Regions from separate parts of the Homo sapiens genome. Here region 1 is linked to region 2. The links are chromatin loops, found by intact Hi-C in ENCODE. Cell type or tissue: mammary epithelial cell. All regions are shown on one strand. Links, peaks and the distances in the headings refer to the core of each region. The heading gives the core; the rest is flanking DNA.

What was found. A loop is a pair of places that touch in the nucleus more often than their neighbours do. Peaks named below come from ENCODE experiments on the same cell type or tissue, not always from the same donor. Only the 100,000 strongest peaks of a DNase experiment are listed, where the experiment ranks them.
Region 1: a loop joins it to region 2, with 4 times the contacts of the local background. A loop is called at or near these places in 4 of 110 quality-filtered maps.

What each region holds. Positions count from the first base shown.
Region 1 is chr4:109,540,579-109,556,704 of GRCh38, reverse strand. SEC24B (SEC24 homolog B, COPII component) reads right to left here. Exons shown (of 24, transcript NM_006323.5): 24 at 15,809-16,126. It also overlaps the pseudogene SETP20 and the pseudogene CDC42P4. Among named protein-coding and RNA genes, the nearest start is that of MCUB, 12 kb to the left of the region's middle. RefSeq lists an enhancer at 7,889-7,948. In mammary epithelial cell, for the core only: no CTCF peak of the experiment used is centred there; a DNase peak (open chromatin) is centred at 7,884; H3K27ac peaks cover 1,312 bases.
Region 2 is chr4:109,971,310-109,987,435 of GRCh38, reverse strand. It overlaps EGF (epidermal growth factor), which reads right to left. Exons shown (of 24, transcript NM_001963.6): 12 at 12,629-12,733; 13 at 11,201-11,424; 14 at 7,297-7,464; 15 at 6,461-6,610; 16 at 3,895-4,014. Among named protein-coding and RNA genes, the nearest start is that of EGF, 66 kb to the right of the region's middle. RefSeq lists an enhancer at 6,398-7,597. In mammary epithelial cell, for the core only: CTCF peaks have their summits at 8,518 and 9,337 (motif pointing right); a DNase peak (open chromatin) is centred at 6,935; H3K27ac peaks cover 1,124 bases.

The DNA of each region.
Region 1 (16,126 bases), core at 3,521-11,520, 430 kb after region 2:
TTCACATTGCCTCTACATACCAGGTCTTCAGCTGCATTCTAGAAACATCATATACTATTGATTGCAAATCTATAATAATATAAGACAATGACTGACAGGGAAAAAAGTTTTTTTAAGTTACAAACTCAATCCACTTGTTGCATTTCAAAGGTGCAATACTTTTCTTTATTCATCAGTTAAAGAAGTTAGAAATTAACTTCCCCAAAAATCAGCAACCGGCAAACAAATTTCCTTGAAAGTCACAGTCACATATTTAGTGCATCCCAGAAAAGAACAGGGGCAAGAGAATTTTCACCCACTTTCATGAGTTTCATCAAATACTGAGCCTACTCAAGGGTGGAGAGAAAAGGTAACTTTCAAAAAGAGGTATGTTATTAAATAAGGCATTTACTATATTCTTTCCTAAAAGCACCCCAGATAGGGAACATGTTTTTTAAACTAGATTTAGGAAGTCGAATATGGAGTCAATCCGTCCTTCTCCTCTTAAGGACTGACCACTGGTTAATGAATTAAAAAAGAGAAAAGAAAAGAAAAGAAAAAAGACTAAAAAACAAACCCTACAAACACTCCTCCTCCAAAAAAGAAAAAAATAAAACCCCACTAAGATGTCCCAGATTACCCTCCAGAATGGACCCAGGGAGCAGCTTCAACAATTCCAATTAGTCTGTTACACAGTCATCACAAGCATGCCTTGCTTTTAAGTAAAAACAAAATTGTTTTTTGAAACAAAAACCAAAAATGAGTACTGATCACTTTTCTAACAATACACAATTACTCAGAATTAACTAGTATTGGGAGGGAGAAGTGGGCCATACCTCTAATCCCTGTCTCACATGGATGCATGTGGGTTGGTGCAGGGTATTTGTCATTATTGCATAAATGAATTTTAATTTTTAATCTTTTGTTTGATTTAAACATTGCTTTTAGTATGATGCCTACACCAGCTGTGCAGAAAGGGCTCTGGAGAGATGTTCATAGCAGCATAGGCTTCCAGCTCTTCTTCAGTTCTGGAGGCTCCAGGACAGCCAATATTGCTTTGTCAAATCCATTCTTTAGATCTTGCTGTGTGGGTACAGGACCGTCCATATACTTGACAGCCTTCAGGTTGTGGGCCGGCTTTTCAGCAGTCTCTGGAGTGATAGGCTTCTATTTGTTCTTGGTAATTTTCTCAATAATAGACCCTCTGAGATCAATTTGGGTTGTGACAAGCAAGAAAGGAGCCTTTGGACAGTGGTGAGTTATCTCAGGCCCTCACTTTTCTTTCATACTTTAAAATGAACATGGAGAGACCACTGAGAAACAGACTAGAAATATATCTGTGTAGATAACTCAGGAGTTATAGTCTGTCATAATCTTCTTGCCCTGCAGAATTAAAAGTCTAAGAGTATATGGCTCTGCACCAGTCCTAACTGTGAGTGCATAGTTGTCAAAAACAGTCTGTATCTATTAGGATGGAAATTTGTTGTGTAGGATATCAGGAGACATGTTTTACCAACAACTGCATTGACCACAACAATGCAACTAATTGTCTGCATTGCTGAAATAGTTTTGTATCCACTTTAAATATTTGAAATCTGATGTTGACCTCAGTTCTCCAGAAAAGAGTCTTATTAGGAAGGAGGGGAATGGAGAAGAGGGGGAGGAGATGTCCGTTTTGCAGCACAGAATCTGGCCACAAAGGTGGGATTAGCAAACTCCTGTGGGAGAAGCTCCGGACACTGCAGACAGAGCGGGTTTACCGGGGAGGCACTGTCCACAAAGTCGCTCGGCACACATAGATGTTTCGGGTGCACAACAAACTTTCCCACAGTATATAGGACTCTTGATGAGACAAAACGATTACTCAATGTGAGCTAGTTCATAAGTATTACTTATATGTCACAGCCTTTTCACATTCGAATCTCTGATCTCGCTTTTCAAAAAAAAAAAAACTTTGTAAACAGCTCTATTAAGGTATGATCTACATATCGTAACTTTCATTTATTAAAAGTTATTTTTGGCAAATTTACAGAGTTGTGCAACAGTCACCACAATCAATTAGAACATTTCCATCACTCTAGAAAGATTCCTCAGGCTCATTTGCCTCACTCTCCATTCTTACCTCCAGCCCCAGGCAACTACTAATCTACTTTCTGTCTCTCTAGGAAGCAAAGAGCAAGCTGAGCTGGAGATACATTTACTTTGGGTTTAGTGGGATATTTTTGTGTGGTTCATGGTCATTTCTATGTATTGTTAAGATATTGCTAGCCATGCCCACGTAGGAATGGCTTCCAGGAATACTCCTGTTATCCATTGGGCCTCCCACTTTGATAGAATTTTAATGGTAAATAGAGAAGGATATTCCTTTCCCTATTCTGTCTCCAGGTCCTGGACCTCCATTGCTAATAGAGTATTAAAGAACTCTGTACCCAAATGAGAGTACACATTATTTCAAACACATATGGATGATTCACAATGTAATGCCCACATGGTGGGCCTCAAAGGGAATCTCAAAAATGACCTTAAACTTGCTAACATATAAGCTATGTTCATGAAATTAAATATAAGAAATTGGAGTTTTCTGCCTGAGCAAGGAGACTGGTGGTCTGGTTCTTGGGCTTCCCTAGCAGCCTGGCCCCCAAATGCCAGTCTTCCCTCCTGTCTCGAAAGAAGACACCAAGACCACCTCCTGTTCTGAGACCAGAGGAGACTTCGGCCTCTGTAGGCTTGCCAAAGAAGGGCGAAAAAGAACAGCAAGAAGCAATTGAACACATTGATGAAATACAAAATGAAATAGACAGACTTAATGAACAAGACAATGAGGAGATTTTGAAAGTAGAACAGAAATATAACAAACTCCGCCAACCATTTTTTCAGAAGAGGTCAGAATTGATCTCTAAAATCCTAAATTTGGGGGTAACAACATTTGGCAATCATTTACAAGTGTCTGCACTGCTTGGGAAGGAAAACGAAGAGACATTGCATTATTTGACCAGAGTTGAAGTGACAGAATTTGAAGATATTAAATCAGGTTACAGAGTAGATTTTTATTTTGATGAAAATCCTTACTTTGAAAATAAAGTTCTCTCCAAAGAATTTCATCTGAATGAGAGTGGTAATCCATCTTCAAAATCCACTGAAATCAAATGGAAATCTGGAAAGGATGTGACGAAACGTTTAAGTCAAATGCAGAATAAAGCCAGCAGGAAGAGGCAGCATGAGGCACCAGAGAGCTTCTTGACCTGGTTTACTGACCATTCTGATGCAGGGGCCGATGACTTAGGAGAGGACATCAAAGATGATATTTGGCCAAACCCATTACAGTACTACTTGGTTCCCCATATGGATGATGAAGAAGGAGAAGATGATAATGAGGAGGAGGAGGAAGGATTAGAAGACACTGATGAAGAAGGGGATGAAGATGAAGGTGAAGAAGATGATGATGAAGGGGAGGAAGGAGAGAAGGATGAAAGAGATGACTAATAGAATACTGATGGATTCCAACCTTCCCCTTTTTAAATTTTCTCCAGTCCCTGGGAGCAAGTTGTAGTCTGTTTTATTTTGTTTTGTTTTTGCCTCCTGTGCTCAGTCGCCCTATTCTTGAGGTCTCTTTTCTCTACACTTAATTGGGGGAAATATCTTGAGCAGACTACATTGAGAAAAGAGTCTCTACCCCTTTCTGTTCGAAATTCATTTTTATCCCTTCCTGTCTGAATAAAAACTGTATGGAATCAACACCACCAAGTTCTGTGGGAAAAAAGAAAAACCTGCTCCCTTCGCTCTGCTGGAAGCTGGAGGGTGCTAGGCTCCTGCGTAGCAGTGCATAGAATTCTAGCTTCTTGCCTCCTTTCTCTGTATATTGGGCTCAGAAAGTACACTGTGTGTCTATGTGAATATGGACAGTTAGCACTGACCAACATGTATCTATTTTCTCTTGTTTAAAAAAAAGAAAAAAAAAACTTTTAAAAATGGGGTTGGCTGGGTGCAGTGGCTCACACCTGTAATCCCAGCACTTTGGGAGGCCGACGCGGGTGAATCACCTGAGGTCAGGAGTTCGAGACCACCCTGGCCAACATGGTGAAACCCCGTCTCTACTAAAAAAATACAAAAATTAGTTGGGCGTGGTGGCAGTCACCTGTGATCCCAGGTACTCGGGAGACTGAGGCAGGAGAATCGCTTGAACCCAGCAGGCGGAGGTTGCAGTGAGCTGAGATGCGGTTGGTTGCATTAACTTCTACTTCCTGCCAGTTAGCCCTTACTCTGCTTTTTTTTCCCTTTAGCATTTAATCATTACCTGACATATTACATACTTTTAAAATCTGTCTCCCCCAACTGGAATGTAAGCTCCATGACAGAAGGGACCTTGTCTGTTTTGTTCACTGCTCTATCACCAGCACCTAAGTAGTAGGTTCTCAAATATCTGCTGAATAAATTTAATAGATCAATAATAAAACAGGACTTTAAAACTACAACCGCCCTTAGGCTGGGCACAGTGGCTCACGCCTATAATCCTAGCACTTTGGGAGACCGAGGTGGGTGGATTGCCTGAGCTCAGGAGTTTGAGACCAGCCTGGGCAACATGGTGAAACCCCATCTATACTAAAATACAAAAAATTAGCCAGGCATGGTGGTGTGCACCTGTAATCCCAGCTACTCGGGAGGCTGAGACAGGAGAATCTCTTGAACCTGGGAGGCAGAGGTTGCAGTGAGCCGAGATCACTCCATTGCACTCCAGCCTGGGTGACAGAGCAAGAATCTGTCTCAAAAAAAACAAACAAACAAAAAAACAAACCCCAAAAAACTACAGCCACTTTTAAAAATAATAGAAACACACAAACTTGTGGTTAGTAGTACATGAGGATTTGCCAGACACTGTTCTAGGCTGATGGTAGAGTGATGAATAAAAACGATGAGTTTCTATATTCACAAACTATGTATTTGTCAAAGGACTAATATCCAGAATCTACAAAGAACTCAAACAAATCAGCAAGAAAAACACAAATAATCCCATCAAAAAGTGGGCAAAGGATGTGAATAGACAATTCTCAAAAGCTTATACAAACAGCCCACAAACATATCAAAAAATGCTCAACATCACTAATTATCAGGGAAATGCAAATTAAAACCACAATGAGATACCAACTTACTCCTGCAAGAATAGCCATAATTAAGAAGTGAAAAAACAATAGATGTTGGTGTAGATGTGGTGAAAAGAAAACACTTTTATACTGCTGGTGCTAATGTAAACTAGTCCAACCACTATGGAAAACAATATGAAGATTCCTTAAAGAATTAAAAGTAGATCTACCATTCAATCCAGCAATCCCAATCCCACTACTGTGTATCTACTCGAAGGAAAAGAATTCATTATATGAAAAAGACACGTGCACACACGTTTACAGAAGCACAATTTGCAACTGCAAAAATATGGAACAAACCTGAATGCCCATCACCCAAGTAAATAAAGAAAATGTGGTGTGTATATATATATACACACACCATGAAATACTACTCAGCCATAAAAAACAAAATAATGTCCTTTGTAGCAACTTAGATGGAGCTGGGGGCCATTATTCTAAGTGAAATAACTCCAGAATGGAAAACCAAATATAGTATGTTCTCGCTTATAAGCAGGGGCTAAGCTATGAGGATGCAAAGATGTAAGAATGATATAATGTACTTTGGGGATTCAGGTGTGGGGAAGGTTGGGTGGGGGTGAGGGATAAAAGACTACATAGTGGGGTCAGGCACGGTGGCTCATGCCTGTAGTCCCAGCACTTTGGGAGGCCGGGGCGGATGGATCGCTTGAGGCCAGGAGTTCAAGACTAGCCTGGCCAAAATGGCAAAACTCCATCTCTACTAAAAATACAAAAATTAGCCGGGCATGGTCGTGTGTGCCTGTAGTCGCAGTTACTCGGGTGGCTGAGGCATGAGAATCGCTTGAATCTGGGAGGCAGAGGTTGCAGTGAGCCAAGATTGGCCACTGCACTCCAGCCTGGGTGACAGAGCAAGACTCCAACTCAAAAAAAAAAAAAAAAAGAAAGAAAGACTACATATTAGGTACAGTGTATACTGCTTGGGTAATGGTGATGGGTGCATCAAAATCACAGAAATCACCACTGAAGGACTTATCCATGTAACCAAAACCACCTGTACCCCACAAAACTATTGAAATAAAAAAAAATTTAAAAAATTGACACTTAAGAACTTTTTTTTTTAAAGATGAGTTCTGTGTTCTTCCTTACACAGAACCTAGTGGGGAAGCTTGTTCACCTAGTGAACAAGTAATTAAGTAGAGTGACATAAAGGTTATAAGAGTAAAACTACAAGGGCTATGTGAACATACAGCAGGGAGACCCCACCTAAGCTAGTGGTAAGGGACAGGCTGGCATCAGTACACACTAATAACTGAAGGAGGAAGAGCAGCTAACCAGATAAAAAAGTAAAGATGAGTTCTTAGCAGGAGGAACAGCATGTTTACAGGCTCAGAGGCTTAAGAGGTCATAACCACTATTGTAATAAAGAGATAGGTCAAAAGCCTGAGAAAGTCTTTTTGGAATAAACCTGATAGCAAAAACAAACAAACAAAAAAAAACCCACAATTGTGACTTACTGGTGAGCATCGAGTTTTGAAGTCTGATGTTATGTACATGTAATGAACTAAGACTACTTGCTTCTTTCTGTATACCCATCTGTACTGGATGGTCTGAAGCAAAAAAGTGTAGTTAATACATCGATCACAGTAAAAGTGGAGGTAGCAGCAGCCCACATGATAATATTTTGGTTTTCCATGTCCAGTGTGGAATAATTGCAGTGAAGGTGGAAAGTGATAGGAGGGCAAAGGGCAGGCTCAATGTGGGAGTATTATTACTATTATTACTGTTGTGCTGTTATTTTGTTAAGACATTGACTGCCATTTATCAAGTATTTACTACAAGTAAGGTGCTGCACAAGAAACTTTACATACTCGTTCCATATAATTCTCACAAAACTCTTACCAAGGAACCATTATTCTCTAGTAGGGATATGAAAGCTCAGAGAAGTTTAGAAACTTACCCCAGGTAACACAGCTAACAGAGGAACTATAATTCAAATTTTGTTCTGTTTGGCTTGCAAACCCATATTCTTTCTATTACAGTCAGTCTAACATAATGTGACAGATCCAGTGCTAGAACTGAATTCTTTTTCACTATCAAATTTATTCCCACTATACCTCTCAGACTGTCTTCTAATTTCCCTTCAGCACAGTACGGAATGTTGGTTGGTTGGCATTCTTTACCTGGTGGGAGATGCAAATCTTACTTTTGAAGAGTTTGAATCATTAGTGATCCATTCTTTTATTAGGCTGCTATATTTCTTTAACTTTTAGTACTGAACATAGAAGTATTACGAGGCACTCTGGAAAAATCCTCTAGATTTTCGATATAGTCCTCCTTGCCCCATTATGTCACAGCAAATCAATTCCTCTTCATAATCAGGATGATTCTTCTTCTGGTTGTTGACAAAAGGAACCCAAAATGGCTAGGTAATACTCGTAACTTCCAATACAGTGGGAACATTGCTGTGTCCCTTTGAGAACTAAGCATCTCTCCTTTGTAAACTAAGACCCTAAAATTTGGGGACTATATTAAGGGAATGATTTCACTTTCAATTCTTGATTCTTAGACCTGTGTGTCTGGCTACAGGGGAAAAATGTTGGTTGCTTATTCAAAGCATATACTGTATCCTGTAGGATGATACTCCAACCATCACCATAACTGAGTCATCAGAAGAACATTCCACCTTTCTGCCAGGTCAGCTGCTTTTTGGGGTATGTAGTAGTCTGTTCCTGCATTGCTATAAAGAGCTACTTGAGACTGGGTAATTTAGACATAAAAGGCTTAACTGACTCACAATTCCACAGGCTGTACAGGAAGCATGACTGGGGAGGCCCCAGGAAATGTACAATCACGGCCAAAGGCAAAGGGGAAGCAGGCACGTCTTACATGACCAGAGAAGAAGGAAGAGAGATCAGGGGTAGGTGCTACACACTTTTAAACAATCTGATCTCATAAGAACTCAATATCACAAGAACAGCAAGGGGGAAATCTGCTCCCATGATCCAATCTAATCACCTCCCACCAGGCCCCTCCTCCAACCTTGGGGATTACAATTCGACATGAGATTTGGGCAGGGACACAAATCCAAACCACATCAGGGTGACAGGTTGTAGTAAGAGCAGTGAATTCCCATTAACACACTTCTTTTGCTATGAGTTCCTTGATCAGAAGCAATGTTGTGGAGGTCATATGGCAATGATGAAGGCATTCTGTAAGCCCACAGATGGTGGTGGTAGCAGAAACACTGCAAGCAGGGCAGGCAAATCCATATCCAGGTTGTTTGTCTATTCCATTGAGGACAAATGCTCCATGATCAAAGGGGTACAATGTAATCAACATATCAGGTGGCTACTAGTTTTCCCCAAGGAATGATGCCATATTGAGGAATCAAAGAAGGTCTCAGCTGACAATGCTTAGAAATAACAGTGGCAGTAGCCAGATCAGCCTTGGTGAAGGGACATCCATAATATTTAGCCCACACATAGCTTCTATCTTTACAAGTATGGCAACTTTGTACATGAACCATTGAGCAAATACTGGGGTGGCTACAGAAAGAGGCTGATATTCACAGGATGGGTCACCTTCTCCACCTGATTGAGATGGACAAATTTTGCTGCAGATGCCCTTTGGGGTGCATTGATATGGAACATAATTATCTCATTTGCTGTGTCCATTTCGTGACGTTCATTCAAATCCCTCTTCTCCAAACCTCCTTGTCACCAATTTTCTAATCCTGTTCCTACCAAGACCTTTGTCATCTAGTCATTTGCCATTGCCTATGAAGCTACATAGATCTACATCTTTTGAGATCTATATAGTCTAGACAAAGTGGCGATCAATGTACTGCTTGAAGTTTTGCCCACAAAGAGGATTTCTTTATTATTAGACTAATACTATAGCAGACCAGTTGATGCCAGCACTTTGTCTTAAATTCAGGTTTTAGTTTCTCCCTTAACTGATTATAGGAAAACATCCCCATGAGGCCATAAATGCGAATGCAGGGAAAGGAAGCCATGCAGCAGGAGCAGGTGTCATGAGTCAGAGCTGCCAGCTCGTGCAACTGACTTCAGGATCTGCTGAGCCTAATCCCTTATATACTAACGTTAAGCTGCCACTTAACGATAGATCGCTATTGTGCATGTTCACTTCTACTGCTTGGTTCACACTGGTCAGCATAGATCCCAAGGACATTTGACATCCTGTAGTAGACAGCTTAATAGCAATATAAGAGCTTCTCTCACAAAGGTAAGTTTTTTTTTTTGCTTTTTTTTTTTGTTTTTTTGCAGAAGAGGGTATGGCTCTGCTCTAAAACCCTAGAGAAGTCTGACTCTCCAGTTGAGGCTTGATGTGGCATTTGTATTTGCCGCAGACACTCCCAAGTTGGATCTGCTGGGTCAATAAAGCCCATGTGGCAAAGCAGTTTGCACTGAAGTCTGAGTTGATGTAGAGGCTTCTTTTGCTCTAACCACACCTCAGATTGGCAGCCTTACAGGTTACTTGGTAATGGAGTACAGTGACACACTGAAATGTTGTATACATAGCTTCCAAAAAAAAAAAAAAGCCACCAAGCACTGTGCCTCGCATTATAGAAGGTGGCACAGGGAGCAGCAATTTGTCTCCTACATTAGTGGGGATTTTGCAAGATGCTCCAGACCACTGAAACTCAACTTTGAGGTGGTATACTCCTGAATTTTCATAAGGTTTATTATCTACCTTCTGGCACCATTCTCATTCTATGTCAGATTTTCTTTCAATTTCTATCTAGTGTAGTATAGTATGTTTCTCCTCTTATCCAACTGAAACTGTCTTTATTTTTATTCACAGGTCTTCAATGCATTTTCTGTCTAGCTTGGAATAACATTGGTTCTGCTGGACACAGTGGCTCACACCTGTAATCTCAGTGCTTTGGGAGGCTGAGGTGGGAGGATCGCCTGAGCCCAGGAGTTCAGTACCAGCCTGGGCAACATAGCAATATCTTGTCTCTACCAAAAATAGCCAGGCATGGTAGTACATGCCTATAGTCCCAGCCGCTCAGGAGGCTGAAGCAGGAGGATCCCTTGAGCCCAGGAGTTTGAGGCTGCAGTGAGCTATGATCGATACCACTGCACTCTAGCCTAGCAAGACCCTGTCTCTAGGAAAAATTGGTTCAACAAACATTTACTAAATGCCTACTATATGTCAGGTATAGGGGGCACTATGACGAAGAGAACCTGGTTCCCATGTTTGAGGGAGAATGTCAATTGTAACACAGTCTGATGGGGGCTACAGTAGAGATGAGAATGTGTTATGGATACACACAGGAAGGAGTATTTAACCCAGATGAGACAGCCATCAGGAGAAGCTGCCAGGAGGTAATGATCCCTAGGCTGAATTCTGAAGGATAAGGAGGAGTAAGTGCTAAGAAAGCCAGGAAGGGAATGAAAGACAGTGTTTTCCAAGCAGTGGAGCAGCATTTGCAAAGCCTGGATGTGAACAAAGGACAGCCCCTGTAATGATGTACATTTACCTTCTTTTCCTTTCAAAGTTATTCTTCTGGTTCCTACTCATTCTCCACCCCAATTTTGTCCTCACTCCTTCCCAGATTATGACCCAAAAGAGTGCCATAAATGCTATGAAGACGATTTAGGTTCACTACATTTTTGGTAAAAACCTTTTGAAAGACCACTTTTTGCTTGTGAACACAGTACTCAGGGTCTTAGTTATTAAATAACTCAGCTTTAAGTTTTGACCTTTCTTGTTAAACATCTTATTCATCCATTTCTCCATTTACCTCTATTATTCCTAACTCTGCACATAATTACTTACTTACCAGCTTTTGATAACTAATAGGAGACAGGCTAGAGACACAGTATCTTCCACTCTATTAGAATTTTTCTGGTTCCATAGGAAGTGCATGTAATAGGCGTTTCCTATTGTTACTATGCAAGTCATTAGACCTAAGCCCCAAAGAAGCAGAATTTGAAAGAAATTGACTACAGGGGAAAAAGATCCATAAAAACTTTCATTAAGAATGGGAAAAAGTCCTCCTAACTGGTATAATGTTTTACAGATTTCCCAAGGGTCACTGTGAAATGACTCCACTATAAGAAAGGCTAATAAGCTTTTGCAGTTGTTCAATTAAATTTAAATGTGTCTCTGCCATGTATTCTGTCTTGGGAAGAGTACCTGGGGATATGTGAAGTGGGATAAGAAGTATAAAGAAAATCCAAAATACAATCCCTGCTCTAAAGCAAATTCCTAAGTAATAAAGACTTGAGAGGAATATATAGAAATTGCTTATTGTTTATTTTTAAAGAGAATGAGCTTAAACATATGATTTAATATTATAAAACAATATCCTATTAAGTTAAAAAGAAACCAGTTATAATACGGCAGTTGGCTTAATTTTATATAAAAGTTATTTAAATTAGCACATATTCACTGGCTACATCATCAAAATGTTATAAGCAATATAGAGGGGTAGGTTATGCATATTTATTTTTAGCAATGAAAGTATAATTATTTTTCTACCAAAAATATTTAAAACCCAGTTATAGAAAAATAGAAAAATATAGTGAAATATGCATACATACATCATTATATACAAATCAAATAATCTATAGCAATCTCAATGGCTATCAAGCTAAAATAATACATATCTGAAATGCAAAAATAGCAGAAAAACCATGAACACCTCCCAACAAGATAATACATTCATAAGAAAATGCTTGAGTACTGACCGTAGGATAGTTTCTGTCAGTTGTCTGACCTGCTGTGTGACAGTATCTGTATATACACTTTTGTGCATTCTTGCAAAATTACAAACCTTGTACAGGGACCAGGCATCTTATAAGTAGAATCCTAAGCAAACTCTAATAAAACACTGATTTTCATTTGTGGAAACAAATTTTAGTGGTCCTTTGTAATTCACTTATTAGTAAGTAATAACATTACTAGTAAGTACTTGTAAGTAATGCTGATTGGTCCAAAAGTAAAAATCCACAGAACTGTGCATTGTTTACTAAAGGAAACAAAAAATAATTAATTTTTGGATCTGCCCATGCCAAATCTGAAGGCAATGAATACATTAATAGCTTCTGTGTCCCCTGATTATGGCTACCTTCTCCACTTAAGCCAAGTACACATACACACTTCCTGCCCACTTGTTTTATATTACGTACTTACTTCTTATGGTTATTATAAGAATGCAGGCAGGAGGAGGATACCAATTTGCTGGTTGATACAGATCCTGTCTCTGAATTCAGAGGCAAAAGATGAATGAATTATGTAGTATCTTCTATTTTTGTTTTTCAGGTTTCATGTGCCAAACAGGGCTTGAGTGTTATTTTTTTTCTTTAAAAATTTGTATTTTTTTTTTTCTTTCAGACAGTCTTGCTCTGTCATCAAGGCTGGATTACAGTGGTGCAGTTGTAGCTCACTGCAGCCTCAAACTCCTGGGCTCAAGTAATCCTCTCACCTCAGCCTCCCAGGCAGCTAGGACTACAGGCACACACTACCACAACTGGCTAATTTTTTATTTTTTATGGAGATGGGGTCTTGCTGTGCCGCCCAGGCTGGTCTCAAACTCCTGGCCTCAAGAGATCCTCCCACCTGGACCTGCCAAAGTGTTGGGATTACAAGCGTGAGCCATCACACCCGGCTGAGTGTTTATTTTTTTCATAAATTGTCTTCTTTCAGTAATTTTTAGTTCTATCTAGATGATGTCTGCAATGTTATTTTCAACTTTGTTGTGAGTTTTCTTCTTTTCCTATGTCTTCAAAAGTATTTTAGTGAGAAGATACTTAGAAGAGGAGGGCTCACGGTTTCTTTAATATAACACTTTGCTAATATGTGCCTTTCCTAGCCTCACAAGTTGAATATGTAACAGTCAAATCCCCAAATAGCTATCAAATAGTATTTGCCACACACATATATACATATTAATGTATGAATACTTTTAATACATTAATGTATGCATTTTAATGTATCTCTGGCCAAGCCCCTAATCAGGTAGTGAATATGAATTGAGGTATCCAAAAAGCTCGCCCAGGAAATTCTGATCCCATCCCTACCAATAACACTAAGAACCACTACCTTTTTTTAGTTAGTTGAAAAAGCAGCTCACAGAATTCCTGACAAGCATACCCCTTCCTCTCACCCAACACTCCCTGCCTCACAAAGCAAATGGCCAAAGAGACTTGTCCCATAAGGAGGCAATGAGAATGGATTATCCACCTCCCATCAGGATTACTCTCGTCGTGCCTATATTTTGGTTTATGTCAGTCTCCACACACGCTAACTGAAACCTGGCTGTCTTGAGGATATTACCTTCCTCCAAACCTGTCAAAGGACGGCTGTGTTTGATCCTAAACCCCAGGCAGGCATCCCTCTACTCCTCTGTTGGCATCCAGATTCTTCTTCCTCCTTGCCTACCTCAGGTCCTCAGCATATCCCCTTGCCACTCCTCCTTATTGCAATCATTTACAGTCTCCGTGTCCCCAGCATTATTCCTGTCATTTTTTGGGGATAATTTTAATAATCAAATAGATGATCCATTTGAAATCCTGGGCTCTAAGTTCTCACCTCCCTACCTCTAGTTACCTTTAATAACATCTCAACCACTCATTCCCCCAGTCTTGTCATTATCTAAACTTCTCCCAAATCTCAATTCCAAGCTTTTCATATCCTAACCACTACATTTTATCTTTCCAACTCATTCTTTCTGACACCTATACTCTTAATAGCTTTTAACCTCAATGGGACCTCCAAACAACTAAGCCCGCTACCCATCTCTACCCATCACTATCCATCACCCATTTTGTGCTCTTGTAGCTTAAATGAGTCACTCCCTTGTATACATCCTAAATTCTCTTGCTCCTCCTCTGTTCCTTGTAGCCAACTGTGGTTAAATCCGACTTCCTACCAAGCACTGAACATAGCTAGAGGAAAGAGGTACAGTTATGCTTATTAGTTTCATTCTAAGTTCGACTCACAGCCCAAGATGGGTCCTCACAATCCTATTACATACCAGTAGTAAATTCAACATCTTACTCTCCTAGACTATTTTGCAAAACCTCTAACCCTCTTACACCCTTTCAGCTGATAATTCTGTTGCTTCTTTCACAGAGAAAAGAGCACTCGCAAAGTAAGTTCTACATTCATCTACCACAAAGTTCTCCTATTTGGACAGCTCTTGTTCCAGGTATCTATGTGGCTTTAGCTCTCTGCTCAACTCTCATCTTCTTAAAAGAGCCTTTCCTGCTCACTATCAAAAACAGTATTTTCCATCTCCTTTCCGAGCTTTATTTTTCTTCATAACATTCACTATACTTACATAGAATTATATATCACACTTACAAATTATATAAAATGATTTTTGCCTCTCCCCAGTCTTCTACGTTCTCACTTCAGAGTATAAGCTTTGTGGAAGTGAAGATTTTACTTTGTGCCTGGAACAATATCTGGCAAGCATTAAATGCTTACAAATATTTATTGAATGAGAGACAAAATATCCAGACAAAAGATTTTTGTCTTTTATAAAGAAGAATTATACTTTTTATGGTAAAATTGCAGTATTTAGTTGCCCTTAGAGTACTAAAGTTTCTCTCTCTTTTTTTTTGAGTTGAAGTCTGGCTCTTGCCCAGGCTGGAGTGCAGTGGTGCAATCTCGGCTCACTGCAACCTCTGCCTCCCAGGTTCAAGTGATTCTTCTGCCTCAGCCTCCCAAATAGGTGGGACTACAGGAAGGCACCACCATGCCTGGCTTAGTTTCTCTTACTGTTCAGATTCTCTCTTGCTAGAGGCAGCATGGTATAGGGACAAGTATGGTCCTGTGGGTGGGGGGTGGGGTGGGAGTAGGTTGTGGGTAGGGAGAACATTTGGATTTTTACTATTAGCATTGACACTAATTAGTAAGTAATGTCATTTAGGGTGAGTCATTTAACCTCTCATTTCCAGCAGGGAATGTGAGAGTACTTTTATTTTTATCCAAAGAAATGAGATCCATGAAAGCACAAAAACAGTAAAAATAACCCACTACACAGCAAGCCTTTTTCTTTTTTTTTCTTTTTTTTTTTGAGACAGGGCTTCACTCTATCTCCCAGACTGAGTGCGGTGGTGTGGTCAGAGCTCATTGCGACCTTGACCTCCTCGGCTCAGGATGTCCTTCCACCTTAGCCTCCTGAGTAGGTGGGACTACAGGTGCACACAATCCCTGGCTAATTTTTTTGTATTTTTGTAGAGACAGGGTTTCCCCCATGTTGCCCAGGCTGGTCTCGAACCTCTGGGCTCAAGCCATCCGCTTGCTTTGGTCCCTCAAAGTGCTAGGATTATAGGCATGAGCCATCATGCCTGGCAGAGTCTTTTTCCTTCCAAAGTTTGTTGATGGGGACTTTCATAGTGTACAGAATAAAATTATGTCCCATAATCTAATGGATCCTTAAGAGTTTTTTATAGTAAATAAGTTGTTAGTGAATGAGAGGTTTCTTGATCAGAAGAAAATCACTTTCAAAATTCAAGATGGCAATCTTAAAGTCAATTAAATAAATGGGATAGTGATATGTGTTACTAAAATTTTCTTGCTATAAGTGTGCAGGCAAAAATATCTAATGTAAATAAGAAAGACAATTTAAGATTATACTTACTAGTTAAGAATATTTTTGAAAGTAGCACCATTTGTTTTAGAATACAAACAGAATAAGTACTTGGTAATGTCCACAGACTAATGAAAGTGTATTGATTCATATATATTACTTTTTTTTTTTTTTTAAGATGGAGTCTCACTCTGTTGCCCAGGCTGGAGTGCAGTGGCGTGATCTTAGCTCACTGCAACCTCAGCCTCCAGGTTCAAGCGATTCTACTGCTTCAGCCTCCTGAGTAGCTGGGATTACAGGTGCCCGCCAGCACCCCTGGCTAATTTTGGTATTTTTAGCAGAGATGGGGTTTCATCATGTTGGTCAGGCAGGTCATGAACACCTGACCTCAAGTCATCTGCCCACCTTGGCCTCCCAAAGCGCTGGGATTACAGGCGTGAGCCACCGCGCCTGGCCTGATTCATATATATTACTAACT
Region 2 (16,126 bases), core at 5,145-13,144:
TATAGTCCCAGCTACTTGGGGGGCTGAGGTAGGAGAATCAGGAGGTTGATGCGGCCGTGAGACAAGATGGTGCCACTGCACTCCAGCCTGGGTGACAAAGTGAGACACTGTCAAAAAAAGAAAAAAAAAGAGATGCATAGTCCCAAAGTCCCATAGCCATGTTTCTGTTTATGTGCCCTCAAAGAACTTTAGTTTTAAAGCACTATCTGGTGTGTTCAAGGAACCCTATATGAACTTATTTATAATTTTTAAAAGCATTTGCAAATGTAAATTATAAAATTGCTAGAAGCAAATAGACTCAAATTTGAAAGGTCTGTTGCTTGTTTTGAAACTTCCCAACCATTTTGACAACAAAAGGAGTCAATCTATTCTTATCCCCCAAAGACACACAGACTAATATTTAGCAAGTAGATCTGTGCACCAACATGGCAAAGAAATTCAATTATAAAAAGATTTACTGACAATTTACTAATATCATATATAATAGAATATGTATGTCACAATGTGTGTTTATTATCAAGATTTATGTAGTGACTTGCACACCTCAAGGCACTTTTACAAAATCATGAACCATACAAGTTAAGTGCAGTAAATGGATCATTTCATTTCATACTCCATTGAAATCCAAGTGCCCTGGGGAACAGAGTTATATGTTGAGCCATAAACATGAGCAGGTTTTTTTTTTTTCTCTTTACTTATGTATGTAATCATTCTCCAAATGCCACTCTGCCCTACCTTTTTGGAGTTGGGGGAATCTGACATACCACAGTAGGATATAATTTATCATCTGTCTATTCACTGGTAAGCTTGCTCATCTTAGTACAGAAGAGATTTTTTAAAAAGCCCTCCAAACTTGCCGATAAATTAAAGAAAGTTAAATGATCTAAGTAGGATTCAGGTGGCATGTGAATGCAGACATTGGGTAATTGCATTTGATTTGCTTAGCTACTTGAGCGAGAAGATTTCTCTTGTGGGAGCAGATGCCTTTCATGCTTGCTTGGTTATCTCCTGTCACTCATGACTCTTAGAGATGGATAAGATCAGACCAAATCAATTATCCATTTAATTCAGCATTTATTTGGAAGACTAGCTCCCAAATCACAAGGCTGCTCAGAGTGTAGAGTGGACAGTATCCGATTACCCAAGATGTTTTAAATCACTTGCAGAATTATCTTAAATTAGAATATGATTCAGGATTTACTTGGTAACATGCAAACCCAAGGCAGCTGTGCGTAATGAAAAGCAATAGTTATGCAGTTGTAGGAGGGACAGGCTACAGCCAAAGTTGTTGTTGTTGTTTCTGCCACAAAGAAGCTCTGGAAGAAATAAATGCCTGTGTTCACATTCCTCTTCTCTAAAACAGCAGTGACAATTTCTGCCAGGTCTATTTTTCATGATGGTTCTAAGGACTAGAATAAAAAGTGACCTTAAAAAAAACCCCTTTGATCAAGATATTTAGTCAAATATTTGATCAAACTCTCTTTGATACATATTTAAATAAGGATGACAAAGAAAGATATTGTGATAATTTAAATAAGAATTAACCTTATCACACTAGAAGAGACCCAAGGTCCTGTTAGTGAAACTAATATAATTCATTTGAAAGTACCTACTACATATTAGGCCTTCCTGAGAGGCAAAAATACAGTGGTGAAGAATAGGGCTCTGCTATTGACAAAGGCTCTGCTGTTTTGCATAATTAGTTATTGAAGTACAGTGTGATGAATGTGATCAAGGGGCAGAAGTGAGGTTCTAAGAGAGCTGTAATAGGCAGCCCTAGCCCGGTCAGGAACTAGGAAAGGCTTTCTGAGCCAGAGGGCGAAGGACACACAGGACGTTGAAGGGCTAAGAAACACACCATGGGCTGAAAAAACAACTAGCACACATGTCCATGTCTGTTAGAAACAAGGCCAGGATGAGGGAAGCAGGCCACAGAAAGCCGAAGGCAAGAGGGCTGGTGAGCCCTTGTTGAGGCTGGGGAGGTGTCTAAAGGTTGTTTCATACAGGGCCCAAAAGGCCACGTTAAGAATTTTAGATTATACTCTAAAATCCTAATGTGGAGTTTTCACATTGTCTTTTAGCCATAGACACTTTGTTGATGTGAAATCTCACTCTGAAACAGAAATTAGACCCCCAAGCCTGACTTAGGTGGAAGTAAGACTTCACAAGCTAGGACAACACAGAACACAATCCAGGTATGGAAAGATGAGGGGTTTTTCACCAGGACAATCAGCTCCCTCTATTCTGTACTAGGCTCCAGGTATTAAGCCAAATTCACAAATACTTTGGTCACTTAATCACTCCCCCATTCCCACCTATCTGTCATTTATCTTAGTCTTTCAGTCCCTCAACCATTAGTCTTTCAAAATATGCTCTATGAATCTCTAGGGATTCCTGGTGACTTTGCAAAGGTTCTCTACATCCCTAACATTGGTTTAAAGTATTTTATTCTTTCATGCTGTTTGTCTCCACAACTAACTGTGGCCTTGAGGACTGGGATGGTATTTAGCTCATCTTGGTATCCCCAGCACTTAGCACAGTGTATGCCAAATAAATTGCTAAACACACTATATTCCTAATGTTAATGAAGTTTTCCAGAACGTCTTATTTTCACATTAATTAATTATTTGGTCATAATTTTCAAAAACCTTTGGTCAAGTCACTAACTTAATAGATCTCAGTCTCTCTGCTTTCATATCTGTGAACTGATTTGTAATGAGGATCAAATTAGAGATTATGGTTGACCCTTGAACAACACGGGTTTGAACTGCACAGGTCCACTTATACCTGGATTTTTTTCAACTGAACACAGATCAGTATTATTGGTGGGATGTGAAACCTGCCTACACCGATGCCTGATGTTTTGTATACCTGGGTTCCATGGGGTGACTTTGGGACTTGCATATGTGCAGATTTTGATATACTTGGGAATCCTGGAATCAATCCCCTGTGGATACAGATGGATGACTGTATATATAATCTAACATTCTCTGCAAATGTTATTGTTATTACTAAAATTATGAACCTCCTTATTTATATCTTATAAAAAAATCACACTGATAAGGTGAGGTAAGAGGTACCCAGAGCCACGTACATCAACAAAGTAGTTTGCAGACCACAAAAGTTGGGTAAAGCATCTCCTTAAAAGTCCTAATGTGGAGTTTTGAAATATTTTCCTTTTTTTTTTTTGCCACATACATCTTGTTAAAGTGTTACTTAGTAACACAAACAAATAAAATGTTTCAAAGTCAAATTGCACTGCTTGAAGGGCAGTGACCTAAAGTGAAAGGATGGGGTTTGCAGAAGCTCTAGGGCTGAGCTGAACCCAGCTGGAAAAACCACTGACCTCCTAGGTGAATATGGAACAAGAAAGACTTAAGTTCCCTAAAGTTGTTACATACTGAACACATGATTTGGCATTTTAGTGACAAATGTGCAACACAGAAGAAAAGAATTCCAACATTTGCTGTTTGTGGACTTTCTGCAGCAATTGAAGTGCTCAACCTATATTTGTTTATCAATTACTATCAACTTTTCAGGCTAATAGAAAAACAGCAAGGTGGACCAAATACCAAAAATATCAGGGGTGGATGGAAATACATTCAAATATGTTGTCCTGTGTTTTACTTTTGTTTCCAAGTTACTTTGTTTCTTCACAGAACAAAGACTCACACCCAAAGACTCTCAAGGTGTCCTGTTTATGTCCAGACTAATATGCAGCCATCTTTCTCAGGCACATCATTCAGAAGAGACAGACTTGAGTCCAAGGTTTGGTTTCATTAGCCTTGTGTAGAACTTAGGCAATATTAAGTTAGAAAGGTAATTCAAAATTTCTCATTGGTAGGATGGAAACTGTTGGAACCAAAGGTATATTGGAGAACTAGTTATTCATACCTGACACCATGATTTCAGCCACTAGCATGTGTTGAGATTCTGTAATGTTATCTTCTGACACTCTAGTCTTGGACAAGATGTCCAATGGTGTTACTTGGTTCTTTAGATCAACTTCACCACCTATTGAAGGTCAATAGATGCAATTAAATTTAGCTTTTCTGTTTCAAAAAAAAAGTTTGATTTCATTTATGTTTACGACTATTCATTGGTTGTGAGTTCAGACTCATTCTTACAGTAAGAGGATTCAGAGAAACTGTCAGGGTCTTGGTAACTTAGTAAACCTCACCCTGCTATCCCACACCCTCTCATTTTCACTGAGCACTTAATGATTCGGGGGATAAGGAACCAGTACGGAAGAAAGATAGGACTCTTTCAGGTACTGGCAAAAAACAAGAGTAAAATACCAAAACCCTCAGGGACATGATCAGCTCATAATCACAGCCCACGGTTATTAAGGACAAAATAGATGATCTTCCCAACTTGTCTTCCATACACATGCTTCCTCCTTTATGCTGCTTTCATGCTTATTTTAGCCTGATTTTACCTACATCTTATAATATGAAAGGACATTAAAAAGTCATGATTTAATACAGGCATAAGATTCTCGCACTGCCCACTCTCAGAACAGGGGAGAAATGGATTCTGTAAGACAGCAGTTTTCTAAACTGTGATCCACAGAACCCTGGGCTCATCCTTCAGAATGTCCCTAAAGTCATAATTCTTTTCATAATAATACTATAAAGTTAACTGCCTTTTTCCACCATGTTCACATTTGTACTGATATGGCAAAAGGAATGTGGGCAACAGCTGGTGTCTTAGTATGGAAAAAGGAAATGACAGCAAACTCTACCAGTAGCTGAGCTCTTCACTGCCACACACTCATATTAAAAAAGAAAAGAAAAGAAAAGAAAAAAGGCCGGGCACGGTGGCTCATGTCTGTAATCCCAGCACTTTGGGAGGCCAAGGCGGGTGGATCACATGAGGCCAAGAGTTTGAGACCAGCCTGGCCAACATGGTGAAACCCTGTCTCTACTAAAAATACAAAAATCAGCTGGGCATGATGGTGCACGCCTGTAATCCCAGCTACTCGGGAGGCTGAGGCAGGAGAATCTCTTGAACCCTAGAGGCAGAGGTTGCAGTGAGCTGAGATCTTGCCACTGCACTCCAGCCTGGGTGACAGAGCAAGACCCTGTCTCAAAAAAATTAAAAGAAAAAGAAAAAGAAAAAAAAATTGGCTGGGCAGGGTAGCTTACACCTATAATCCCAGCACTTTGGGAGGCCGAGGTGGGAAGACCACTTGAGGCCAGAAGTTCAAGACCAGCCTAGGCAACATAGCATGACCTTGTCTCTACAAAAAATAAAAATAAAATAAAATAAATTAATAATTTAAATACATTAATAATTAATAATTTAAATAAATTAAATAAAAATAAAAATAAATTAGCCAGGCATGGTGGTGCATGCCTGTGGTCCCAGCTACTAGGAGGCTAAGGTAGGGTCCCAGCTATTTGAGCCTGGGTGGGGCCAAGGCTGCAGTGAGCCATGAACATGCCACTGTACTCCAGCCTGAGCAACAGAGGGAGACCCTGTCTCAAAAAATAAAAATAAAACCCAGTTTCACAAGAAGATTGTTGTGAATCAATAAGAATTATTAATTTTTAAAACTCTTGACCATTGACTACACAGCTTTTTAACACTCTATGTAATAAAATAAGAAATGCATATAAATTCTTTCAGTGCATACTAAAGTTATGATGGTTAGCTAGAGGAAAAACATAAGTAAATTTTGAATTGTGAGCTGAAACTAGCCTCTTTTTTTCATTGCATAACTTTTGTTTATTTTTCATCAATCTGTTACTTTACTTATATTTACACCATGCCTACCAGATAAATATAAATTTTTAAAAAATTTAATAAAATGTAAATTATCTTTGGTATATTTCTGCTAGAAAGATATCAAGGGATGAATCCACAGATGCCCAGATTGTTTGGGTGCACATTCAAGGGAGGCAAATAAGTACTACTGGTTATACCTCACACTTGGTTTACTCTTCCTCTTCCTCAAAGTCATATCTAGTTTGTAAAAAAGTACATCACAAGCCTTCTCAGGCTGGATTTCCCACATTTGTCTGATATCCTGAAGTTATTTTTTATAAAGGACTTTGATTTTCTTATTAAGACCTGTCATGTGATAAGAGATCATATACTACTACCTCTAAAATTGAGGACATAAAACTTCTAAACAAAATATCGCTGAACATTTTTGTGAGGTGATAGCATTTTGGCATTTATTTCCAAGCCTGGGACCCACTCCACTATAAATGGGGAGGTGGAGGGCTTGGAGCTTAAGACTGTTACCACTAGAGGTCAATTGAATTTTGCCTGTAATAAGGAACTCAAAACTCAGCAGAAGAGAACAAATAAACAAACAAATTCTTAGCATTCCTAAAAACAGGAGAACTTTTAACATCCAAAATATTCAAAATCAGCAAAAGCATAAAGATTGATGTACAGCTGTATTTCTGAGCCAACGTTAGGTAATTTGCCACATAATTTATTATATTACCTGCCAACAGCTGATGACCATCCAGAGCCAGACACGTTTTCCCATCTGAGGCTTTCATAAAACCTTCACGACACGAACACCAAGCAGTTCCAAGCCTCTTTTTGCAAATATGTTCACAGCCTCCGTTTTGATATAAGCAGGGATCTGCTCCTAGTAGAGAAAAGAAACAAATTCACAAGTGGGTTTGAAGATGAAAAGGATGCCATTAATGCAAGTCTACAGCTTGCTTTTAGGGAGCTATAGCTTTTAGGGAGAGAAATGCAGTGTATCTAAATAGAGGGTATATCAATAGCTATTTCAGAAGAGTTCCCCCAAGGAGCCACTGATTCTAAGATAAGCCCAGAATGTTATTACCTTATTAGTACTGGGTATAGCCAGCACTTTTTTCAAGAAGCTCTTTAGTCAAATGTGATTCTTATTTCCTGACTCATCATCTAGTCAAACTGACAAAGAGCAATTCAGAAAGAAGAGCTACTATAAAATGTGAAATGCCTTTTCCATTTGCTCACTCCTCAGGGGTATGGAAAGGTCCAAGTGTCGACAGAAGCTTCCACTGCCGGTGTCTAAATTGCCTGCCTTAACCCAAGGCTCTTCGAAATGCAGCAGGTAAGTAAAAGTTGTTCAAGAAAAGAGGTGAAATTGGAGGGATAAAGCCCCAATTACCAAACTACCAGATTGTCTTAAACAAACTTAAATCTTAGAAAATCTTAACATCTACACAGTTAGTGAAAGTTACAAAATCCCCTCCACCCCCCCGCCAACTGCATGACATCAAACAATTAAAACAGTTGCAGATTCCAGCCAAGGAAAGACTGTGTAACATCTCCAGTATGTACCTGGTTTTGCCAATGGATGAACCACAACCAGTGATGAGGGCTTCAGCATGCTGCCTTGGAGACGTACTCTATCTTTGCCAGTCCTCTTGTTTACTCTCATTACTGATGGCATAGCCCAATCTGAGAACCACACATAATCCTCAAACACTGCTACAGCAAATGGGTGACCTGGAAACAATTCAAGTTTGTTAAATACACCTTCTTTGTCTTTGCAATGACTATTTACGAAAGGACAAGGCTTGAAATTTACACAACATTCCTACACTAAATCAGCTCTTTAGCTACTCAGCAAGTTATGAGTGAGCCACCGACTCACACACCTGCCTCAAGGAAAGCCCACATGAGGAGGGAACGTCACCTTAGAATGGGAGCATAGTGGCATGAGGTCCCAGCAAGGCCCACTATCACCCAGCAGTTGCAGAGTGGGAGAATGTGGGCTGATTGTCGTCCTAGCCCCATGAAGGAGAAAGGTGGAATTTTCCTTGTTTAGTACATCTGTCGCTACTTATAGACTAAACTCGAGTAACTTATCTTACCACTCTTTGCCTTAGGTTCCTACTCTTTTGAGCAGCAGTAATAAGGGGTAGATCAAATTCACAAGTTCTTGTAAGGATTTTTCAAAATTTGAGGTAATTGTATAAGAGTCTCCCCACATTCCCATCTCCACCAACACATTTGCCTGCATTAGTCCCCCACCTTCTTTCCCCTCTCTCCTTATTTAATATTGACCTGTGCCCCTGATGTCACCCTTCCTGCCTTCTCTAGGGCCTGGATCCATCAACGACCACCCCCTTTCTCTTACATCTTCCCTCTCTTCATTCCACTAGCTTTGTTCCCTCTGTCTACTATAACCTCTCTCCCATCTTCATTTCCTCATCCCCGTGACCCCTCTAGCTCCTCCTTGTCTCTTTCCTTCCCTTTTTAGCCACATTTTTGAAAGAGTCATTTATTATCAGCTGCCTCCATTTTCATGCCTCCTACTAACAGTAAGTGGGCATCTTTCTGAGCCCACCTTCACCAAACCTACCTCTCTGTGCCACTGGAACTGCTCTGAGAAGGCATGCAAGTATTGAATACGCAAGGGAATGTTTTAACGTTCTATCTCAGGTGGTTAGAGACTAAAGCTAAGGAGGCTGAAGTTGGATGTTTTAATCAAGGCTACTCACATTCCCACAGACCACTCTTTTTGTAAACGAACAATGGATTTGACAGATTAGAATGAATGTCTTCCCCTACTGGTGGCAAACTCAAATAACTTGTTCTGGTTACAATGAGTCTCCACTTATCATTGTTGATCAGGGTCATTAAGATTCATTCTAGTCTCTGGCCCTTTGTCCCAAATTAAAGCCTTAAGTACAGCAAGGGAATTTTTAACATAGCTATAGTTCTTTTTTATCATGGTGAAAAAGCATAACAGAAAACTTAACAGCTCAACCATTTCTAAGTTCAGTAGTGTTAAGTACATTCACACATTGTTGTACAACCAATCTCCAGAATTTTTTCATCTTGCAAAACTGAAACTCTATGTCCATTAAACAACTTCTCATTTCCTCTCCCACATCCCCTGGAAACCACCATTCTCCTTTCTTTTCCTATGAATTTGGCTACTCTAGATACCTCAAATAATTGGAATTGTACAGTACGTGTCTTTTTGTGACTAGCTTATTTCACTTGGCATAATGTCCTCAGGAATTAATCCATGTTAAAGCACATGTTAGAATTAGCTATAGTGTTTAAACAAATACCTCACACTAGACATAATCTTTCTTATTTTTTGTTTACAGAAGAACCACAATTAATTGCATTTTAAATTAAGAATATCTTCAACCTTTTAAAATACATTTTTAATGTACAAACAATATTATATGTTTTTATTGCATACAACATGATGTTTTAAAATATATATACATTGTGGAATGGCTGAATCTAGCCAATTAACAAATGCATTACCTCAGTTATCATTTTTGTGGTAACAGCATGGAACATCCACTCTTAGAAGAAATTCTTAACTGGCAGCTGGGAAGCCACCACATATATACCAGTAGATGGCACTGTAATAATGGGAATGTTACTTACATAATTTAATATAAAATTATTTGATAATGGCCTTCAATAGTTGTATTAGTCATACAATATAGTAGCAATATAAATGATACACAAAGTATCTGCTATGCTTTTTAGTTTAAAATATAGTGTCCTCACATTCGGGTTAGAAATTTTCAAATTCCTTTCTACCTTTTTATGTCAAAGATACAATTTTACATTTATTTGGGTGATGTATTTTTTGGTTTTTGTATTTTTTGAGACGGTTTCACTCCGTCACCCAGGCTGGAGTACAGTTGCACAATCACGGCTCACTACAGCCTCAACATCCCAGGCTCAAGTGATCTTTTCACCTCAGCCTCCTGAGTGGCAGAGGGATTACAGGCACTCACCACCATGCCCAGCTAATTTTTGTATTTTTAGTGGAGCAGAGTTTCGCCATGTTGGCCAGGCTGGACTCGAACTCCTGGGCTCTAGTGATCCTCCCACCTTGGCCTCCCAAAGTGCTGGGATTACAGGTGTGAGCCACCATGCCCAGCCTGGATGATTTTTTTTTTTTTAGTAATGTATGTGTTCTGCACTAGATTCCTTGGCTTTGCAGATATCATATTTGTTTTACCCTCCACTGTATCTTCAGTTCCTGTAATGTGTCAATAAATACCCCTGAAGTAAAAGGATGATAAAGTCTAAGGTTGTGCATAAGCATATCACTTATTGTGAAGTATATCTTTAATTTTTAGAGAATCTTATAAATACATAAAATTTTAAATTATACTTATCTTAAGCCAAAGAGAATGGGCAAAATAGGTATCTTATACAGATTATTAGTTGGTTAGCTTCTTCCTAAATGAGAGAAACCATGTTTTTTCATCTTCCCAACCAATTTCTAACTCTCCAAAGCATCTTCAACACTTCCCTGGCTCTCATTTTCTATATGCAATCTGTTACAAAATCCTCTTAATTTTTTATGCACAATAATTTTTAATATCATAATCCTTCATTCCATTTTTAAATGACAATGTTCAAACTCAGACCATCACCAGTTGTTGCCTGGACAACCACTATAGGCTTCTAACAGATTTCCTTCTCTCCAAATTCCAATCGAACTCCTATACTTTACCTAAGCAGCTATCCAGAGATGCCAATCTTAACATATACATTTTATGTGCAAGAACATTCAATGCCCCTCTACTAAATTCAGAATTTAAGTTTAGTCAACATATCCTGGTAGTACTAACATACAAAGGCCAATTTTTGCAGGCTTATAATCTTTTGTCATCATCTATTTACCACATGGCCCAGTTTAAATACTGTCTTTGTACATTCCTGGAGTCAAAATAAATTTCCCACTGCTTATTTCATTGCCATTTTGTACTTCTTTTAACAGCTGGCATGAGCTACAATGTTTTAAAGATATTTATGAAAATATATGACACCCCATGTAAAATCTGAAAATAATAGGGGAGGAAACTATATTAATCTTTGCACAAGTTATCAACTGACATTCATTCATGCCTAAAATTGCCTATAATATCACTGTTGTGAAACAACTTTTCTAAAACATAAGAAATGAAAACAGCTGAACCAAGTTCTTATTCCTAAAGGAGTTTAGAAAATTTTAATATTTTCATTCTGATTTTGGGACTTCTCAGAAAGAGAAATGATTACGCAACACTATTTTTTACCCCGTATTCCAATGTTAAGGTAAGCTTTGCAGCTCATGATTCCCTGGAGAAGTCTGTCTCTATTCCATATTCACCCATACGGCTAAGTGGTATGTGTGTGTGTGTAAACATATTTTGTATTTAACACTCATAAACACTCAGTCAAGATGAAAAAATCGCCCATCCCAAAGCCTCACCTACATCATTCTGGGTAAGTCTTCGGCGTTTTGAACCATCCAGATTGGCCATTTCAATCACAGACTGCTTGGCATCGCACCAGTACAACTTGTCAGTTAAGAAGTCAATCGTTATTCCACTGGGCCAGATTAGATCAGAGCTGGCTATAACCAGACGGCCAAGGCCTTGGAGGGAAGAACTTTCAATTCGTGGATTAATCCCTGTATCAGTCCAGAATAATCTCCTTTAATCAAGAAAGCACACAACAAATAATATCTGCATGAAATAAATTATTCTGTTCTTTCATCATTGAAAATATCAATGTAAATTACCTCATGATATACTAAAGTGGTACACTAAGGAATACAGAAGAAGAGATAGCGCTGTATGTTCGGCAAATAATTTTGAAATGCAGAGCAATTAACTTGTCTATGTAAAGCATCTTCGAAAAGAAATGTTGAATTAAAGCTCAGATCATTAGATTAAAAAAGAAATTGGTTTAAAAATTGCAATATATGACTAATAAAATAGTCATGAGTAAATAGGCTTGAGTAAAATATTCTTGAATTAGCATTTTGTACTGCAAAAAGGCAATGAAATCTTGCTCGCCTGTTCTTCTGTTATGCATATGTAAAATTCACTGCATTTGTAAAACTACAACATAAAGGAAAGATCATATTTATCTGTTACCCAGTTTTATGCAATGTACTCTATTAACTCAGTTAATTTCAACTTCCATAAATCAGGTGCTGGGCACATTTTTTTTGAAGTCAATATGGTTCATAATTTTTATTGGCCTATTTAGAAATGGTTACGTTCTCACAGTTTTAATCATTTGGCTGGCTCCAAATCAATTATCAACTACTATCAATATATTATCTCCCATAAATCATTGTGAAATTTCCAGTGTAAATAAAATAGGGTTGGTTTTTATCTTTGTTTTTTAACAACTAGGAAGAAATTCTTTATTGTCCTTAAATCTCTAATCTGTAAATGAAAATGTGTCACTAACTCACAATTAACAGCACAGTCTTCTAACCTTTCACAGTTTCTGTTTTCTGTCATCTAAAATCTAGGAATGACCTATATCTTGTGATTTTTCTAAACAGAATCTATAAGTCATATAATCCAAATATCCTTTTCTGCTCAGTAAACAACAATGCAAATTTTTAAAGAAAGTAGATGAATGAGCTTGAGTCTAGTTGGTTAATGAATTACAGTGCATTTTTCTTTCAAAAACAAACTGAATTTATTTAAAAGAGCATATTAACAATAAAATTATTATACAAGAATAGAAAATCAAGACATTAAAAGCATGAGGAATTCATGCTGAAGATTTGAACAAATTGCATGGATTTTCTTGGTTTCTGGTTTTGGACACTAGCATATCAACCATGAACTGTCACATGACCTCTGCAGAGCAGTGCCTTATTTTTACAAATACCTACTTGGCCATTGGATGAACAGCAATTCCTCGTGGTTGAGAGATGTTCTCCTTAGTGATTATTTTGGAACGTTTCCCATTTAAATCACTCCTTCCAATCAGAGATTTCCTAAAATATGTGCAAAATAAGGGAGTTTGTTATAACACCTTTACTTTTCAAACAAAAATACTCCTTTCTCCTCTTTCTGAAATGCAAAGATAGGCATTCTAAACCAGCTCCTATTTCTGTTTCTCTCTCCCTATCTCTTACTCTTTCTCTCTCCCCCACCCACAAACAAAGTAGCAGCAATAAGCCCACAAATTTTATATTTGTAAACACTTTTAATTAGCATCCCAATATTTATTCCAGGTAATGAAAATACACAATGACAGGACAAGGTAAAAGGATCGTGTCAGTGGCTGGGTGAGGACATTCTCTTTATAACTTCCAATCTCCTGCTGAAACCAATGGAAGCCAGAAGCAAAGAGACTGTTATCCTCATGGGATCATGAAGACGAGGGAGACAAGCCAGCACAGAGACAGTAGGTGGAGATTTACATTGGCTTTAATTTTCTTCCATTTAATTCTAAGACAAATGGGAGTAAAATTGTCCCTTGGCATCTGTGGGGGATTGGTACCAGAACTCTCCAAGGATGCTCAATTCCCTGATATAAAATGGCACAGTATTTGGATACAATCTATGTACATTCTCCTGTACACTTTAAATCATCTCTAGATTACTTATACCTCATGTAATGTAAATGCTATGTAAATACAGTTATAAGTTATTGGTTTTTATTTGTATTATTTTTTATGACTGTATTCTTATTTTTAATTTAATTTAATTTTTGAATATTTTTGATCCAAGGTTGGTCGAATCCTCAGATGTGGAAGCTGTAGATAAACAGGGCCAATGGTACTGAAATATTACTTGCTAATCTTTACATTAAATAACCCAATGGAATCTGGCAGGGTAGAAAATTCTTATTTCCTGATTTTTCTATTTATTTGTCAAACAAATATTTACTGAGCACCAACTGTGTGTCAGGGATTGGTCTAAGCATTGGAGATACAATAGTAAATAAAGCCCTGTCTCTGTCCTTATAGAGCTCATAGTTCAACAGGAACAGAGGGAGAGAGAGGCAGAGGTGGGAGGGGAAGAGAAAGGGTTAGGTGGACTGGACGGGGAGGGGAAGAAAAGGTGGAGGGAAAGGGAAGGAGGAGAGGTCGGGGGAAGTAAGAGGGGAAAGAGGGAGAGGGGATTATAACACAGCAAATGAAAGCACATGCTGAAAAGAAGGATGTAAAGAATGTAATTGGAAGACTCAGGGAGGGTGACAGAGTGGGTAGCCCAGCCAAGCAGGGATCAGAGAAGGATTCCTGAAGATAATAACAAACGAAGATGAGAAGCAGGCAGCCAGGCAAAGGTGGGTGGGGATGGAAAGAGTACCCTAAGCAAGGGAATGTACATATACAAGTTCTAAAGTACAGGACCTAAAGAATGTGGGGCAGTTATACTTGCACTTTAGAAAGTTTGCTGTGGCTTTAGTGTGAAAGGGCGAGGCAGGCAGGAGATGACGGTGAGGAGATAAAACAGTAGCAGAAGAAATGGAGAAAACTGGATGAATTTAAATGCTAAACATGACTCTATAGCATCCCTGCCCCCTTCAGGAGCAAACAAGGGACGATCAGCAGCTTCTTGCAGCAGGTGGGACCACAGGCAGACAGGATATAAATAGGGCTAAGAAGAGCCTCCCTTTCCCAATGTACTGCCTGCTTTCCCTGTTTCCCTGCTGCAAACCAGAATATATAACCACCTTTAATTCATTCAATAAACATCTGTTAAAGGCCTCTCACCTTGCTCTTGAGGGCAATGTCTGCATGAAACAAGCCTGCCTAGAAACACAAGGTAGGGCCATTCCCTCCTCCCGGTTTTACAGAATGCTAAGGAGACCTTCTCTGGTGGCTGGTTCACCAACTATTTTCTAGGTGCTGTGTAGGGAACAGGACTACATGCACAGTGCTCTATGCACAGGGCCTTATTCACAGGCAGTATGCAGAAGAGAGGTGAAGGTAAAACTGGCTCAGTGACTATGCTGGGTTGGAAACACTTTGCAAACTACCAACTAAAGGCAGTGGAGAATTTGAAACCATTTCTACTCCAGTGCCACTTTAAAAAGATAATTTTACTCCCGGATGAAGTGGTCATAAGAAGGATACTGCTGGGTGGAAGATATTTTTGAACTTAATGTGTCAAGTTCTGTTCTCAGACACAACTGTCACTGTGCCTCTTCCCTTGGTGGGAGGGAAGAAATTCTGAGGCCACTTGCTTGTGACCAGGGGAGATGAAACTGTCACTTCTGATCTCATGATGATCTCTAATCATCTTAGAGATGAGAGACATCATCTCTAAATTCTGTTTCGGGCAGGAATTAAGTGATGAGACGAGAACGACATAAGCTCCTGACTGTGCAGCTGTCTCAAGGCAAGATCGCTGGAATTTACTTTTAAAGCTCCCCCAAGGTGTTCACCTAATATACTTCTATTTGATTCAGCTAGAGAGCAAATCTCAAACTCCAGTGTTGGTAGTGAGAAACCAAAGACCAGCAGGGATATTTGAGTTCATGGGAGTTCAAGCATCACCTTTAATCTAGAGGTGTGTCCTTCTCTCTCTAACCATTATCTAATTGTCCCAGTGTCACTGAGATCCTCCAAGAGAAAAACTCACCCTCCTTCTAGGGTAAGAGGTGTCCATCAACAACCCTAGAAGAGTGATTTTTTTTTTTACCTCATATTAGTTTTTGTTACCTCAAAAGAATGAATAAATAGATAGCTTATATTTTTACCTTCTTGATTCTTTACTAGGCAATTGACTTTAGGAATCAGTATTCCTTGATACTAAATAACAGCATTACCATTGGAATTTTCAATGTGCTTCCTTCCTACATTTAGATGTTAATTTGAATCTGTCTTTTCCTAGGCCAAAAAGGAACTGCAAGCATCCCACTTTGCCCCTTTTGATTGGCTAAGAGTTACCATGTGATCTAATATTATGAGATTGGAATCTCAGTTATTTACATCCAATTTCTAGGTAATATCAAGGTTTCCAAACCATAAACCTCTCATTTCCAGATAAATTAAAGGTTTTCTTTTAGCAGCTGCCTTTAGAGCCAGGAGGACTTAAGAAGGGCTTGTTATTACTGAAGCCAATGAACTGGGGAATTTAGGGTCTGATTCTCCAGGAAACAGTGGTGCCTGTCTATCTCCTGAACGCCTTGCCTCTGCAGTCGGTACCATGGTGCTATTAATCAAACACTGTTAAAATTAGAGGTCCCTTGTGAATGTGGGGAAATATGAGAAGACTTGGCATCCTTAGTGGACCCGAGAGTGGTTGACATCTGCCATTTTGATCATCGTTTACCCTCCTGAGAACAACCATGTACAGCTCTGTTATTATACACAGCCGACATTTAAAATATTCTTTTAAGTAGGTTCAACACAGAGGAGGTCATTATTATGATT